Regions from separate parts of the Homo sapiens genome. Here region 1 is linked to region 2. A link is an interaction called in ENCODE POLR2A ChIA-PET data of the cell type or tissue named here. Cell type or tissue: B cell. All regions are shown on one strand. Each heading gives the region's core, and the rest is flanking DNA. Links, peaks and the distances in the headings are about the cores only. Region 1 has its middle 19 kb from the start of FBXO48. Region 2 overlaps ARHGAP25 (Rho GTPase activating protein 25).

What was found. ChIA-PET counts read pairs that join two places held together with the same protein. Peaks named below come from ENCODE experiments on the same cell type or tissue, not always from the same donor. Only the 100,000 strongest peaks of a DNase experiment are listed, where the experiment ranks them.
Region 1: POLR2A ChIA-PET joins it to region 2 with 8 read pairs; 2 of 35 experiments call an interaction of 5 or more read pairs at or near these places.

What each region holds. Positions count from the first base shown.
Region 1 is chr2:68,445,496-68,450,889 of GRCh38, forward strand. It overlaps the pseudogene WDR4P2. Among named protein-coding and RNA genes, the nearest start is that of FBXO48, 19 kb to the right of the region's middle. In B cell, for the core only: no CTCF peak of the experiment used is centred there; a DNase peak (open chromatin) is centred at 2,770.
Region 2 is chr2:68,800,723-68,806,116 of GRCh38, forward strand. All of the region lies in intron 4 of ARHGAP25 (Rho GTPase activating protein 25), which reads left to right. Among named protein-coding and RNA genes, the nearest start is that of LINC01888, 29 kb to the right of the region's middle. In B cell, for the core only: no CTCF peak of the experiment used is centred there; no DNase peak of the experiment used is centred there; H3K27ac peaks cover 4,076 bases.

The DNA.
Region 1 (5,394 bases), core at 216-5,215, 360 kb before region 2:
ATGGATCGGTGATTGAAATACAGTGACATCCCTGCTGCTCTGCAGTGTGCGCAAAGGTCAAATCAAAATAACAAACACGCACGACGTCTTCGATCACCTTCCTGTAAAACCGGGTTTCTAGCCGGACCCATGTCCTCACAGTTCCTGAATCAAGTTCACCGTCTGTGCAAGCGCCACCTGACAGAGCTCCCTGCGACACTGAAACGCGTTTGGGCACTTCCCACGTGGGAACCACTCGCCACGGGCACCTCCTGAGTACAAGGTGCAGTGCTGGGGCTGGGGCAGGCTGAAGCGTTCGTTCTAAGTTTCTTTATTATTATTATTATTATTATTATTATACTTTAAGTTTTAGGGTACATGTGCACAATGTGCAGGTTAGTTACATATGTATACATGTGCCATGCTGGTGCGCTGCACCCACTAACTCGTTATCTAGCATTAGGTATATCTCCTAATGCTATCCCTCCCCCCTCCCCCCACCCCACAACAGGCCCCAGAGTGTGATGTTCCCCTTCCTGTGTCCATGTGTTCTCATTGTTCAATTCCCACCTATGAGTGAGAATATGAGGTGTTTGGTTTTTTGTTCTTGCGATAGTTTACTGAGAATGATGATTTCCAGTTTCATCCATGTCCCTACAAAGGACATGAACTCATCGTTTTTTATGGCTGAATAGTATTCCATGGTGTATATGTGCCACATTTTCTTAATCCAGTCTATCATTGTTGGACATTTGGGTTGGTTCCAAGTCTTTGCTATTGTGAATAATGCCACAATAAACATACTTGTGCATGTGTCTTTATAGCAGCATGATTTATAGTCTTTGGGTATATACCCAGTAATGGGATGGCTGGGTCAAATGGTATTTCTAGTTCTAGATCCCTGAGGAATTGCCACACTGACTTGCACAATGGTTGAACTAGTTTACAGTCCCATCAACAGTGTAAAAGTGTTCCTATTTCTCCACATCCTCTCCAGCACCTGTTGTTTCCTGACATTTTAATGATTGCCATTCTAACTGGTGTGAGATGGTATCTCATTGTGGTTTTGATTTGCATTTCTCTGACGGCCAGTGATGGTGAGCATTTTTTCATGTGTTTTTTGGCTGCATAAATGTCTTCTTTTGAGAAGTGTCTGTTCATGTTCTTTGCCCACTTTTTGATGGGGTTGTTTGTTTTTTTCTTGTAAATTTGTTTGAGTTCATTGTCGATTCTGGATATTAGCCCTTTGTCAGATGAGTAGGTTGCGAAAATTTTCTCCCATTTTGTAGGTTGCCTGTTCACTCTGATGGTAGTTTGTTTTGCTGTGCAGAAGCTCTTTAGTTTAATGAGATCCCATTTGTCAATTTTGGCTTTTGTTGCCATTGCTTTTGGTGTTTTTAGACATGAAGTCCTTGCCCATGCCTATGTCCTGAATGGTAAAGCGTAGGTTTTCTTCTAGGGTTTTTATGGTTTTAGGTCTAACGTTTAAGTCTTTAATCCATCTTGAATTGATTTTTGTATAAGGTGTAAGGAAGGGATCCAGTTTCAGCTTTCTACATATGGCTAGCCAGTTTTCCCAGCACCTTTTATTAAATAGGGAATCCTTCCCCCATTGCTTGTTTTTCTCAGGTTTGTCAAAGATCAGATAGTTGTAGATATGCAAAAATATGGAACACTAAGTTTCAACAGCCTCGTATGGCGAGCAGCTACTGCGGGGCAGCGCATCACCTGGACCGTGAGATGGTGGGAACAACAGGAAAGCGTCCACAGCGTCGGCGATAGATCCTCCTAGAGGAAGCGCGCCAGGCTCCAGAATAGCAGAAAACTGACAGCTGCCACCACTGCAGGTTCACACGCTGCCTTCAACGTGAAGGTAAAGTGCTTCCACTCCACCCGTCTGGCTTCCCTTCAACCAGAAAGGAGCACAGGCACCAGGCAAGAGCCTGTGCCCAGCAACACAGAATGTTCTAGAGCCCAGGAGACAGTCCCGTTCTCTGAGCTGAGCTGGTCGCACCTGATGTCACCTTTTCCTTTTTTTTTTTTTGAGACGGAGTCTGGCTCTGTCACCCAGGCTGGAGTGCAGTGGCGCGATCTCGGCTCGCTGCAAGCTCTGCCTCCCGGGTTCACGCCATTCTCCTGCCTCAGCCTCTTGAGCAGCTGGGACTGACTACAGGCGCCCGCCACCACGCCCGGCTAATTTTTTGTATTTTTTTAAGTAGAGACGGGGTTTAACCGTGTTAGCCAGGATGGTCTCAATGTCCTGACCTCGTGATCTGCCCGCCTCGGCCTCCCAAAGTGCTGGGATTACAGGCGTGAGCCAAAACGCCCGGCCACCTTTTCCTTTTTGAAGGGAGATGCCAGGATGCAGGGGGAACAAGTGAAAACTACTTTTCCTGTTTCGAGGGTGTGGGGCACCACCGACAGCCAAGATCAGCAACGCCAGGCTGACTCCCCCGGCCTTATCTTCTTGGCCTGCCCATTGGCCCAGGTGGGGGACTCAACTGCGCTGCTGCTTCTTCAGCTGCTGCTGCAGTCTCTCCTCTTTCTTCTTCAGGTAGAAGGTTATGTTGTCAAAGTTGGCCTTGTAGAGACTGCTAAAGCTGGGGTTCACGCAGGCAGAGCCTTCCAGCATGGCCCGGTTCCCACAAAGAACACTGGAGACTTTCTTTAACATGGCACTTTCAGGAACAGACTGCCACTGGCCACCCACAGGCCTGCAGAGCACCAGGGGAGGGGGGCTTCCAGGCAGTCCTGGAGCACCGACAGCCCCTGGGTTTCCTCAAAAGCTACATCCCACACTCGATGCTGGAATGACAGCTGCTGCCTGTACACCAGCTTCTGTCTACCGGCGTGAAACTGGAAGATGTATCCCACAGCAATGCAGGTGCTCAGAAGCACCACCCGGTTCTCCTGGCACCAGAACGCAATCCTGGACGCGGCAAACCTCTGGGGGGACCTGGAGGTCCGCGGACTCTTGGAGACTGTGGAGGTGACAGAAGTGAAGTTGGCGGCCGCTTCTGTACTCCCAGAGCCTCAGGGTGCAGGCCCCGGAGGAGGATGGAAGCAGCTCAGGCTGAGTGGGCAACATGGAGATGTAGTTCACAAACTGTGTGCCCGAGGCAGGAGGACTCAATGCTGCGGGGCATGGCGGCCCTGCTGACCTGGATCTTCTCGTCCCGGTCCGCAGTGAGGACGAAGTGGTCATCAGGATGCACAGCCACGTCTAATAGCATGGACAGAAAGGTGCTGCAGCTCCAGTCGGCCGCATCCGTGTGGCTCCAGCACCGAAGAGGAGACGCCTCCAGACTTGTCAGCCACCAAGACCTTCTCTTCGGAGGCTGTGAAGGTCAGGTCCGTACACCTCCTTGTCATGGTCCTGACACTCAGACATTGCCATGGTTATGTACAGAAAAGAATCAGACACTTACTGCCATCGGTTAAAGAAAACAGCTGCCAGACTTGGAGAAGGTGGACCGACAATTGCACCGCTCCCCTGAACCAAGGGCGGCTCGTCGTCCCCTTTATTTTCTTGTGACTTGTTTTCAAGCACTGCAGTCATAGATGAAGAGGCTGTCATCGTCACTGCTTGCAGTGGAGGTGGTCTGGAACCGGCTGCTCCCCTGCACCACCAGCTTCTGCCCGCACAACGCCAGCCCCGCAGAGTCTGCCTTGTGCCTACCCGCCTCGCCGCCATGCATATTTCCCCACCCAGCACATTTTTAACTTATTTCAATAGTTTTGGGGGAACAGGTGGGTTTTGGTTACATGGATAAGTTATTCAGTGGTAATTACTGAGATTTTGGAGCACCCAATCATCTGAGCAGTGTATGGTGAACCCAATGTGTAGCCTTTTATCCCTTGCCCACACTTTCCCATTCCCCTCGGGTCCCCAAAGTCCATTATATTATTCTTTGAGTCTTCATAGCTTAAGCTCTCCCTCATAAGATAGAACATACAATGTTTGGTTTTCCATTCTTGAGTTATTTCACCTAGAATAATGGTCTCCAACTCCATCCAGGATCCAGGATGCTCCGAATGCCATTATTTTGTTCCTTTGTATGGCTGAGTAGTATTCCATGGTGTGGATATATATATATCATGTAATATATATATACCATGTAATATATATACACCCTAGTATTTTATATATTATATAGAATATATATAAAATATATTATATTCTATGTAATATATAGAATATATAAAATATATTCTATATATTATATAGAATATATATTTTATAATATATATTATTTATATATTTTTATATATTTATATTATTTATATATTTATATATAATTTATATAATTTATACATATAATTTATATATAATTTATATAAATTATATATATAATTTATATATAATTTATATATAATTTATATAAATTATATATATAATTTATATATAATTTATATGATTTTTATATATAATTTATATATAATTTATATAATTTTTATATATAATTTATATATAATTTATATAATTTTTATATATAATTTATATAATATATATATATAATTTATATATAATTTATATAATTTATATATATAATTTATATATAATTTATATAATTTATATATATAATTTATATATAATTTATATAATTTATATATATAATTTATATATAATTTATATAATTTATATATATAATTTATACATAATTTATATAATTTATATATATAATTTATATAATTTATATATATAATTTATATATATAATTTATATAATTTATATATATGATTTATATAATTTATATATATAATTTATATAATTTATATATATAAATTATATATATAATTTTTATATAATTTATATATTTATAATTTATATATTTATATAATTTATATATTTATAATTTATATATTTATATAATTTATATATTTATAATTTATATATTTATATAATTTATATATAATTATTCATATATTTATATAATTTACATATAATTATTTATATATTCATATATAATTTATATATTTATATATAATTTATATATAATTATTTACATATTTATATATTTATATATAATTTATATATATTTATATATAATTTATAAATAAAATATATAATATATAATATATAATATTATAATAGATAAAATATATACTATATATTATATATTTTACATTATATTTAATATTATATGTATAATTTTATATCATATATAATATATATGATATATATAATTTTATATCATATATAATATATATGGTATATATAATTTTATATCATATATAATATATATGGTATATATAATTTTATATCATATATAATATATGATATATAATTTTATATCATATAATATATATTATATATAATTTTATATCTACATATTATATATTATATATACAATTTTATATCTATCTATAATATATATTATATATACAATTTTATATCTATATAATATATATTAT
Region 2 (5,394 bases), core at 217-5,216:
CTGTAAAATGGAACAATAATATTTACTTTGTAGAGTTCTCATGAGGACTAAATGAGATAGCACATGTGAAAGTATCTGGGGTCAGTTCTCAGCATAAAATTAATGTCATTAATTACATTGGTTAATAGTTATAATTATCATATTACATATATTATAATTACATTATGGTAATTATATTACTTATAATTATTATAATAAATTCATGAAAATTTATACCTATTAAGATGGAAATGCTCTGCTAATGGCCAAAGGGGTGACAATTAGGACCCAGAGGTCAGACACTGGTATAACTCAGGACCAGGTCTTTGGAGTTCCAGGGATGTTTCTGATTCCAAACTCCTCATGTGATCTGAGATTAAGAGTGACAAAACCTGACTTAGCCAAGCTAAAAAAAAACAAAGATGATTTTTCTCTCATGTAAGAAGTGACACTGTTGGTCCTGATGTCTCCAGAGCATCCAGTGGTTGGTTCTTGTTGAGAGAATAGCTTTGACGGATTTCTAGGCTGCAGATGTCAAGTTCAAAGTCTTCATCATATGGGTGATATTTAAAGTGGTGAGACTCTGAGAAAGTGTGCAGATGAGGGAGGGAGGCCCTGGGACCCTCCAACATGTAGAGGACAGCAAGGACAGGAAGAATCCTCAGAGGAGGCTAAAAGCATCTGATGAGACACACGGAGAACCAAGAGGGACTGGTGTGCCAAAAGCCACATGAGAAAGTGTCCCAAGAAGAAGGAGGTGGCTTGCTGTATCACTTGCTGCTGATAGAGTAGTTAAGATGAAGACAGAGAATTTCATCTCAGATTTTAAAATGTAAAGGCCATTGGTCTCCTTGACAAGAATAGGTTTGGGGAAGTACTGAGTAGAGAAAAGGGGCAGAGAATGGGAGGAATGGGAGGCAGCAGGTAGTGACAGCTCTCTGAGGTCCATCACATACCAGGTTCTGAAAACAGATGCTGAGCCAGATGGACTGTCTGCCTTTGAGGGGTCCACAGTCCAGTGGAAGAGAGGGATGTTTAAGTGAATCATCATAAAATTACATGACAGTGATAACATCGAGGAACACACAGGGAGCTCTATGAGTAGAGGAAAGAGTGACCAGTTTTCTCTGAGAAGACATCCAAATTCAGAAGACTGGGTTTCCAGGTGGAGAGTAGGAGGAAGGGCATTCTCTTGAGAATTTTTTAAAAGCAAAAACCATTTTTCATTCTTCCTTTCATACTCTCTAACTATCAAAGAGCCTGGCCCACAGCAAATGCTCAGCCTACATTTGTTGAATGACTTTGTGAATTCTGGTGGAAGGAATTTGCAAGAAACAGAGTTGCAAAAGAAACCATTATAACGATATAGGCAGCAGCAGTGGGAATAGGGAGCTTGTTTAAAGCATATTTGGAATGTACCAACCTAGGCCGGGCGCGGTGGCTCATGCCTGTAATCCAGCACTTTGAGAGGCCAAGGTGGGCAGATCACGAGGTCAGGAGATCGAGACCTTCCTGGCTAACACGGAGAAACCCCGTCTCTACTAAAAATACAAAATATCATCCAGGTGTGGTGGCACGTGCCTGTAGTCCCAGCTACTCGGGAGGCTTAGGCAGGAGAATCTCTTGAACCCGGGAGAAGGAAGTTTCAGTGAGCCAAGATTGCGCCACTGCACCCTAGCCTGGATGACAAAGCAAGACTCCATCTCAAAAAAAAAAAAAAAAAAAAAAGAATGTGCCAACCTATTTGGGGAGAGTGAAGAGTGTTGCGGATAATTCTAATGCTCACAATTTTGCTAATTGGGTTAGTTAAGTGCAGGTACCTTGTATTAATGGCTTTGTATTTTCAGTGCCTAGGAGAGTACCTGGCACTTGATGATGGAATGAAGCTATTGCCTTTGAGGAAGGCTACAGGAGAAGCAGTGATTTAGGGATGGGATGATAGTGAGATTAGAGAAGATACTGGGAGAATTGCCATTAGACATTGAACTTATGGGAATAGAGGAGAAAGAGAGAGAGAGAGAGAGAGAGAGAAAAGATGGAAATAGATATGATATAACTACATATACAATGATAAAATAAAACACTTTTTTTATGAGTATAATACTAAAGAGAGAAAAGCAAATGTTGGTCATTTGCATGAGAGCTGAGGTGGGGGATTATTCTTTCATAAATTATATCTATCAATCCATATGTACACACACATATATCCATATATACACATATATCCATATATACACATATGTGTGTGTATATATATACACACACATATATACACATATATATACACACATATACATACATACATATATATATATATAGAGAGAGAGATCTGGACCAGATATGCAGATTAATAAGTTATAAGTTTATAGGTGATATCTAAATGTGTGGAATCATATGCACTTTCCTAAGGAGAATACTAGAGTGAGAAGAAAAGAAGCCTGAGTTGGAATCCCAGGAAATGATGCACCAAACGAGCAGGTGGAAGATGGAGCACAGTCAAAGACACTTGAAAGGAGTCATCAGTGACATGAGCATAGAACAGGAATGATTGGATTTATTGCAATGTAGGGAGAAAGTATTGAAGAGGAAGGAGAATTAACAACATCAGTCTTCAGAGAAGATCAGTAAGTAGGGTGTGGAATGAACATTAGGAGAGCACTAGAAATCTTAGTGAGCAGATTTAGTGAAGAAGTGCAGGCTAATGAAACCAGATTGTGATGGGTTGAGAGGCTGAGTAGTGAGTGATAAGTGAGGAAGTGGGGCAGACATCTCTCTAGAAGTAGACATTTTTATTACAAGTATATGGTAAAGAGAAGGAAGGCAAATGTTGGTCATTTGCATGAGAACTGAGGTGGGAGATTATTCTTTCATAAATGGCAAAGACTTAGACCCACGTGGGATCTTTCAATTGAAAGAGAAAATTTCAACATACAAAGAGAAACAGTAAGTACTGGAAGAGATGGAAGGAATGGAACCCACAGTTCAAGAAGGCATCATCCTAGATGAAAGGTAGGGCCCTTTTCTTCCTCTGGGAGAAGACAGGAACACAGAGGAGAAAGGATGGGAAAGGCAGGGACTGGAGATGAGGGAGTTCACTCGTAACCCTCCATTTGATAATGGAAGGAAAGAGGAGCCAAGATCACCTGTTGAGACAGAGAAGGGAGGGAATGGGTGGGGAGCTCAACAGGAGTGGCAAAAATTTGGAACCAGTGTCTTGCAGAGATTGGAAGGATAAATTTCCACAATATGGTTGTGCATGGTCTTTTGTAGTTCTCAGTGGCCTGATGAAGACACGCAAAGGGTAGTAGGAAGCAGCAGGGCGGGGATGTTGAAGAAAAAAGTATGGGTCAGATTAATATTGAAAGGGCTGCATTTGAGGCATGAGAGAAATAGAGGATGAAGGCAGGACAAGGCTGATAGACTGGGATGAGGAGAAAAGCTAGAGAACTAGACATATATTAAGGTGCAAGAAGGAGCTTGGCCCCAAATCATCTGCAAGGTGGAGCATCTCCTATAAGACCTCAGAAATGGAGCTTGAATTTGAAAGCTTTGACTTCTCTGTGCACATCCTTACATTGTGTTTGTGCTATCTTTCCCCATCAAGTCCAGTGGACCTCTGGAGCCTGAGTTTCAACTGTTCCAAGAGACATCTGCCTCTCTCATTGAAGGGCCCCTCTCTGGACCTCTCAAAAGAGAATTTTCCTGATGCTATCTGGTCTGTTTTAAGTCGGAATATTTCAATCATGTCCTATCAATTTGGTGAAAAGATCTGTCCAGCTCCTTTTACAGACAAATAGAAACCTAATTCCATATGGTTATTGAAATTTTCTAATTGTTTCTCACCATGTTTTGTGTGACCCCTCAAAGGCAGACAGTCCATCTGTTATGTTATTTTCATAACTTGTTGGCAAACTCATTAAAAGCAGGAACAAGGTCTTCCATGTCCCTTGTCTGTACAACCCATTCCATGGAACCTGGTGCTGGCACATGGCAGGGCACTCAATGCATGCTAGTGGGAAGCTGAATTCATATATCAAGGAGATTCCTATTAGTGTTTAAACTAAAGAAATGCCGAATAACCATTAGTCATGTGAAATACTTGCTTAAAGACAAATTGATTCATTAAATCCTTCAGCAAAATTTGTTGACTGTCTACCTTTTGCCAGGGGTTACACTAGACATTGGGGATGAAAACAGCCTTTCCTCCTATTCTCAGTAGCAGGGAGCTTACAATCATGCAGATGACACAGGTACATACAAATCATGATCACAGAGTGCGGGAAGGATTGGGATATTCAAGAAACAATACGGTGCACAGAGTAGGATGTAGTCCCTCCATCTGGATGTCAGGAAGGCATGGCAGATATGATGATATTTGAGAGGGGCCAAGGAGGAGAAAAAGAATTTTGTCCTCTTTGTCCTCCTGGTGCAGCCAGGGAAGGGGGAGAGCAGACTGGACAGGGAGGAGACTGTTCAAGGACATGGAGACTGCAGAGCATTACGTTTTGGAAACGTCAGTGTGAGTTGCTTCTTGGGGCATGGCAGGACATCAGGCCAGGAAAGCAGGTGGGTGCCAAGCCTTGAGGAATGCCAGCCTTGATTCTCAAACTTTAGCCACAGAAGTATCTAATCACAGTCTCACCGCAATGCAATAAGTGAAACGAACAACAGCCAAGCAGATTTGGTGGTAGTGGGGAATACAGAGGCCACCTATTCAGCTCCTTCTAGATTCCACACTCTCACCTCCCAACACCTGATGTGATGAAAGAGGAGTCCCTGATGAACTGCCAGGGCTTTAAATGTCTATTTGAAAACCATCACTGTGGCAGTTGGGAGAGAAGCAGATGAGTACTGAAAACCAAGAGAAAGGCGCTCAAGCAGAATGATGCTTTAGAAAGGCAAGCAGCAGGAGGGTTTCGAACATGATAGAGAGAAGAGACTGTAGCGGTTACAGGTGAGAGAGGAGGCTGGCCTACGCTGGGTAGTGGGTAGGAGCGGAAAAGAACATGAGGGTCAAGAGCCTGGTACAGCTCTATACAGGTGGAATCCACAGGAACTCGAGGTGGGATGGAGGGGACCAACGTGAGAGAGAGAATCATGGGGAGAGTCAAGTGACTTTGCAAACGGATGTCCTAGGGATTGAAGTGCTGGGTGCAGCAGAGCCCTGATTATGGCAGAGGGAAAGTCACGCAGGACAGGACAGAAGCCACGGCCTGTCTTCTGAACCTCCAGGGTATGGAAGCCTGGTGGGAGAATGGATAGGCAGTGGTTGTCCTGATTTGTAAATTTGTCTTCTCACACTGCCGGTGCGGGGAAACTGTGGAGCAAAGTTTCTCCACGCAGACAGAGCTGGGGTGGAGCTGGCCCACACTTGCTTTGCTGGAGGCAGGGTAATTTGGGAAAATATTTTTGGAA